Linked DNA regions of Homo sapiens: region 2 is linked to region 1. The links are chromatin contacts, found by Hi-C or POLR2A ChIA-PET in ENCODE. All regions are on one chromosome and are shown on one strand. The core of a region is the stretch at or near the end of the contact, and the rest is flanking DNA. Distances in the headings are between cores, read along the strand shown.

Evidence for each region. A loop is a pair of places that touch in the nucleus more often than their neighbours do. ChIA-PET counts read pairs that join two places held with the same protein, here RNA polymerase II (POLR2A). Pooled maps may share reads with other maps.
Region 2: a loop to region 1 is called in a map with no recorded cell type, with 5 times the contacts of the local background. The contact joins two enhancer-like sites. A Hi-C loop is called at or near these places in 1 of 168 maps with a recorded cell type or tissue (astrocyte of the cerebellum), 2 of 37 single-sample maps with no recorded cell type and 2 of 50 pooled maps. POLR2A ChIA-PET finds 5 or more read pairs at or near these places in 2 of 52 experiments (B cell and OCI-LY7).

Annotation. Positions count from the first base shown.
Region 1 is chr3:181,837,885-181,840,781 of GRCh38, reverse strand. No RefSeq gene overlaps it. Among named protein-coding and RNA genes, the nearest start is that of LINC01206, 110 kb to the left of the region's middle. Within about 2 kb of position 1,546, at least 2 of the 41 ENCODE cell types and tissues checked have a DNase peak (open chromatin) inside an H3K27ac peak, as active enhancers do; they include OCI-LY7, where a contact is called at or near this core.
Region 2 is chr3:181,919,841-181,922,737 of GRCh38, reverse strand. No RefSeq gene overlaps it. Among named protein-coding and RNA genes, the nearest start is that of LINC01206, 31 kb to the left of the region's middle. Within about 2 kb of position 1,396, at least 2 of the 41 ENCODE cell types and tissues checked have a DNase peak (open chromatin) inside an H3K27ac peak, as active enhancers do; they include OCI-LY7, where a contact is called at or near this core.

The DNA of each region.
Region 1 (2,897 bases), core at 297-2,796:
AATGCACTTCAGTTTTGCTTGTAAACACAATCCTATAAATAACAGAGGTTATAAACATATAATTAATGTAATTAAAGTATACATTGCTGAACTTCACAAAAAATATCCTTATTAGCTCCTATCTAGTTTATGAAAATGGATAGAGCATTAGAAAAAGTCAGGAGATCTGTATTCTAAAGGGAATTTTACTACTAATTAGCCATGTGACCTTAAACTGATCTTTCTCTACATCTCTAGACCCTAGTTTCCTCGGGTATAAAATGATGGGGATTCATGAGATGAGCTTTACAGTTTCCTGTAGTCCTGTGGCTTCGTCAAAGCCAAGACAAGGAGCCTATTTCTATTAATGAAAATCCTGAGTAAACATGGGTGATATATATTAATAAGAAATGCCTTTGATTTGGCATCTTTTAGACTTTAGGTAACAATCCTCAGAGTTAGGATTTAATGCAGACTTGACTAATGCATAAATTAAGCAAGGTTAGCGTCCCCACCAAAGTGTCACTGTGGTCGGTAAAACAAACCCAGATTGATAATGGCTAAATTTAAATGAGAAAGTGTGTGTGTGTGTATACACAATTACATATAGGGCAGAACATAGAGAATTTCAGACTCAACAGACTTTGTGAATGCAAAGAGAAACAAAAATAGAAACCATCCAATAGCCAGATGGCTGAGCCTTCTATTTTTAAATATATCATGAGTTCTGTGGGAGTATGTCAATGAGTAGAACTAAGAAAAATGTGGTAACCTTTAGCGTTTCTGTGTTTTAAACAAAACAATATCACACAAGGTGTCAAATAGCAAGGAAACTATATTATGAAATGAAAGAAGTGAGTGCTTTTTAAGTCCATCAAGCCCAGCCTCTAATATTACACCATGATTCAAAGCACTAATCAAACGTTCTTCATGCTTGAAGCTGCAAGTTATTTACAATGACTGTAATATTTCCAAGAAATACTGAAATTAGTAGGTGAAGTTTCCTTTTTCTCCCTTCTCATATTTCTACACTTAACTTCTTTTCAAATGCCCTAATATAGTCACGGCGTAGCCACGAAACGTGACAGAATAAACACACCCGTGGGTCATCGATGAGCCAAACTTTGCGAAACATCTAAGAAAATGTGTTTGAAAAAGAACAGCACAGTTTAGAATTTTAGAGTAACTCACGAATCAGCTAACCCAGTCAGAAGATTACTCACTTAAGAATGATATAATTACTTTCAGTTTGCTTAAAGCCAGGGAAAAGTTGACACAGCAATTAAAGGAAAATGGGTGAAAAAAAATAGAGTTACATTATACCGACTAAATTCAGGCTGTTCCAAGGAATAGGCCCAAAGCTTATTTGAGGAAAGATTATCTTGACAAATTGGATAAACATTTTCTGCATGACAGGACGCTGATGGAGAGTCTGTTCTGCAAGCACACCTGGTGGTGGTTTGCTTCGTGTTTGACCAAGGTGTTCAGCTTGCCCGAGTTCTCCCAGGGGCTTTGTTTAACGTTCGGCAGGTAGGGGCAGAGCCAGGGTAGGCCTTGGTAACGGTTGTTGGGCTCTGCAGATGTCTTACCCCACCCCAGCCCCACCCCCATCTCCCCATTTGGGTTAAAACAACTCTTGGCTAGACCAGTCCACAAAAGGCAACACCAGACTTTAACAAACAGTTCATGCTTAAGGAGGCCTGCGGTCTGAAGTTCCTAAGGCAAATAAAAATGGCAAATGCAAATAAATGCATCAACACCCCCCTCTTTTTTGGCTTCCTTCCATAGTCAACTGGGATGGAGAGGTCAGGTCCAACACAGGGAATTACTATGGATGCGAACTTTCCAGCACACAAAGCATCCTGGTGCCAGGGTAGAGAAAGTACAAATTTGGTGCATTTCTGCTCAAGGCCATACTTACCTGGGCCCAAATGACTATAGATATGGAGAATCAGTGGCCTCCTGTAAAGTTTTTGTAGCAACTCTGGTGTTCTCAAATTGTCTAGAAGTCTTGGGCATCCTGAAAGTGTGTCTTTGCTATAACTTGGCATCTTTGAAATGCAATCACCCTAGAGGCAGTAATATGAGAATGGCTTCTTAGTGTTGGCCATTTGATATTTTCTAGTGCTGCCTTATCATTCAGGAAAGCACTAATTTGGGGAGCAGTATACCTAGAAATGTCATTAGACAGTGTGGGGATTTCCACTGCATTCAGGACCCACAGAGTGAAATGAACAATCCCGCTGTTAGAACAATTTTGCATTTTGTTAGGTCAATTTGGTTCAGCCAAAATTGCTTTGTGTCAACTAGTTTTAAGCCTGAGTTAACTTTTAGCCTATCCAGTGGTTCCAAACATAAATACCTCACATTACTGTGTTGGATACACTGGTTAGAATTTGAGTTAGGAGTAACAGTGGTTTTAATTTGTTAATTTTTTAAGTCCTTGGGAAGTTATTCCCAGCTGCCAGGATGTGAAGCGCCATGGAGCTCCACCCTCTACAAAGTCCACTTTGCAATTTTCAAAGGAAAACTTCAGTTTTATAGATTATAAATCCACACTCTCATCTTCAATGTGAACACACCTCCTTTCTCTCTCCAACCATTGCTTCATTTCTCTGCCCCCCCTTAATTTTTCTCAACAAGTAAACAAACTGAATACTGTAAAAATCAAATCCTAGGAAAAACCAGAACAATGACACTGCTTGATTCAAAGTCAGCTGACATTGAATGTATGTCTACTGCATCCCTAGACATATCTTGTATAATCCTCACCCAGGGAAATAAGTATTATTTATCTTCACCTTAAGTATGTGAAATCTGAAGTTTAGAGGACATTAAGTTACAAGTCCATGTTCACACAGCTAGAATGTCAAGAAGCCAGGAGTTATTTTCAGTGACTTTGTCCTTGATTCAGTTCC
Region 2 (2,897 bases), core at 147-2,646, 82 kb before region 1:
TAACCGTGATGTTTGGTGCCAATACCAAATGGAGGACAGTAAGCTACATCCATTCACATCTGGTGTTACGACTTTCCGTTGATTTCAAATAACCTTCTTTCTACCACTGCACAATAACTCACAAGGTACAACCCTTCCAATGCCCACTTCATAAGTAAACAATAGCTTTTTCTCAAGAGATAGTGCCATATTTATTGTACAAGTTATGTCTTGCTTAACCGTTTAACATGGGTACAACTGTGCTACCACTTTTATTAGCTTTCTCTTATTTCATGTGTCACTGACAAAGTATTTTTGAGTGTTTCCCCAATCTCATTTTTGCCATAGTAACTATGATATTTATTGTATAGTTGTGCATATGTCACATTGCCACAAAACTGACTGTTCCTCTAGTGTTCAACAAGATCTTAAAGGAATGAAATATAGAACAGAAAAATGTTAATGAGTAGGAGAGAAAAAATAATCTTAAAGGTCAACTGTGATATCCCTACTCCCGCCCAAAATGTGTGTGATGTATTTGTGTATAATAGAAATAGAATGTACAGAAATGCTAAGATTCACTCTGAGGGATGGATAAAAGTAACCCATTTTCTTTATTTTTTATTGAATATCCAAATTTTCTGTAATTAACATCTACTATCTTCATAATCACAAATACATACATAAATTGTTGGCTTTTGTTGCTTGTTTTACTGTTTCTTACATCTTTTATAATCTGGATCCCAACCAAGCAATCCAGGCTCAAGCAGGAAAGGACAATTGTGGTGCCCCCATTGGAAGTTACTGGGAGCCTGGACTTGGGGTAAGGCTGGGACTGGGAGTTCATCTGGAAACCAAGCTTTCCCTTCTTCACAGTTTTGCCTTGGGCCAGCCCTGCCCAAACCCTTTACCCTCAAGCCTACTCAGGCTCCCATAGTACTAGTTTTAGGTCCTCTTCCCATGTGGATGAGAGTTGGCCAGACTTCCTTTCTAGATCTACTAGAATCACTAAAAGGGTATTGTGTGCGTAAAAACCAAATACCAATCTCCAGGTCTTAGATCCTATCCTCTTTCTTAGAAAATCCAGCCTTAATCCAGTTCGCATTTTTCCCCAAAAGCAGCTTATTCACTAATGGACCAGTCAGATTCCTCTCCTTGTTCATTTGTTCACACAGAAAAAGCTGCCTGGGAGACCACCTGTATCGGAAGGGCAGCTGATTAAAGGGTTGTTTTTTCTGAACACAGATTTTCAGGATAATGCTCAGGATTTTGCACATGTCAAAGTCTCACTTTTCCATATAACAACATGTGGCCTCCACAGGTAGTCCCCTGGTTCTATTTATAAATCCCATCGAACACAGAACAGAAATAAAATATGTATTAGTTTCTAAAGCTATGAAGTTTCACTTCCTCCTCCTCCACCTGACACACAAAGACCAAAACTTTTCACCCATTACCTAGAATTTGCCCATATGGAAATCTGTGTTGAGCCCAAGTCTAAAATAATTATTCAGACATTAACTCCCATGATGTTAAAAGGAATTTGATCAAGTAAGGAACTACTAAATCAAGGTGCAAAGATTAAAAATGTTTTATGTAGTTAATTTACAAACCAGAGTGGTTTCTGCAAAATGACTAAAGGCTCTCTTCCCAGAAAGAATAAACTTTTAAAATTGCCGAATAATATTCAAGAGACACCATGTGCTTTTACCTGATAATGTTTTTGTTTCTGTTTTTTGTTGTTTTTTGTTTTGTTTTTTGTTTTGTTTTGTTTTTTGAGACGGAGTCTTGCTCTGTCCCCCAGGCTGGAGTGCAGTGATGTGATCTTGGCTCACTGCAACCTCCACCCCCCGGATTCAAATGATTCTCCACCTCAGCCTCCCGGATAATGTTTTATTTTGCCTCTTTTTACTACCCTGTCAATGTTGAGAGAGGAGCTGTAAATAAGAAGCTATTTTATAATATAAATGACTATGAATACGAAAGTCTTCCTATAGAAAAAAAAAAAGTCTGCTTTAAATTTAAAAATTCTTACACCAGCTTCTTTACCTGGAATGATGCAAAAGCTGAATTAAATACTTAGCCTATTACCACAGGCTATGTCCACGTTATAGCAAGCCAATTTTTTCAGCTAAAATTAGTCACAGCACTTGAAAAGTAAATATTGCTTTCTTTAAATGGGAAGAAAGCCTGCCCAAGAAAGTATATGAAAATGTTTGTTTCATGACAATGAGTTCTATGTTTCTAAGGAGGAGTTTGAGGAAAAGCCTTGTATCATTAGCTATTTGAGAACTCATAGGCAAGTACACATAATCCTAATTAGGGGTCAGGGAGGGTACGGAAGGTGGAGGAAGAAAAGTTAAGAGATTCGTGATGTTGTAGATACATGCATGGTGCGCTTAGAAACTTCATCCTCTGTTTCCATATACTCTTTTTTTTTCATGTTCTTATTTATTTAGCATGTAGCATGACACATTTAAGAAAATTAAGTTACCTTTACATTTCTTGGTCTGGTCTGTTAAGGAAGGTCACTGGATTATTGTGTTTTGATGATATTAGTTATTTCTTTGAGACAACTTGCGTGGCTAATCTGATTTTTCACTGATGACCAATTTGGGTGTTTTTTTGTTTTGTTTTGCTTTTGTTTTTTTTTAAGATGGAGTCTTGCTCTGTCACCCAGGCTAGAGTGCAATGGCGTGATCTCGGCTCACTGCAACCTCCGCCTCCTGAGTTCAAGGAGGCCTCCTGCCTCAGCCTCCTGAGTAGCTGGGATTACAAGCGCGTGCCACCAAGCCCGGCTAATTTTTGTATTTTTAGTAGAGACGGGGTTTCACCATGTTGGTCAGACTGGTCTCGAACTCCTAACCTCGTGATCTGCCCACCTCAGCCTCCCAAAGTGCTGGGATTACAGGCATGAG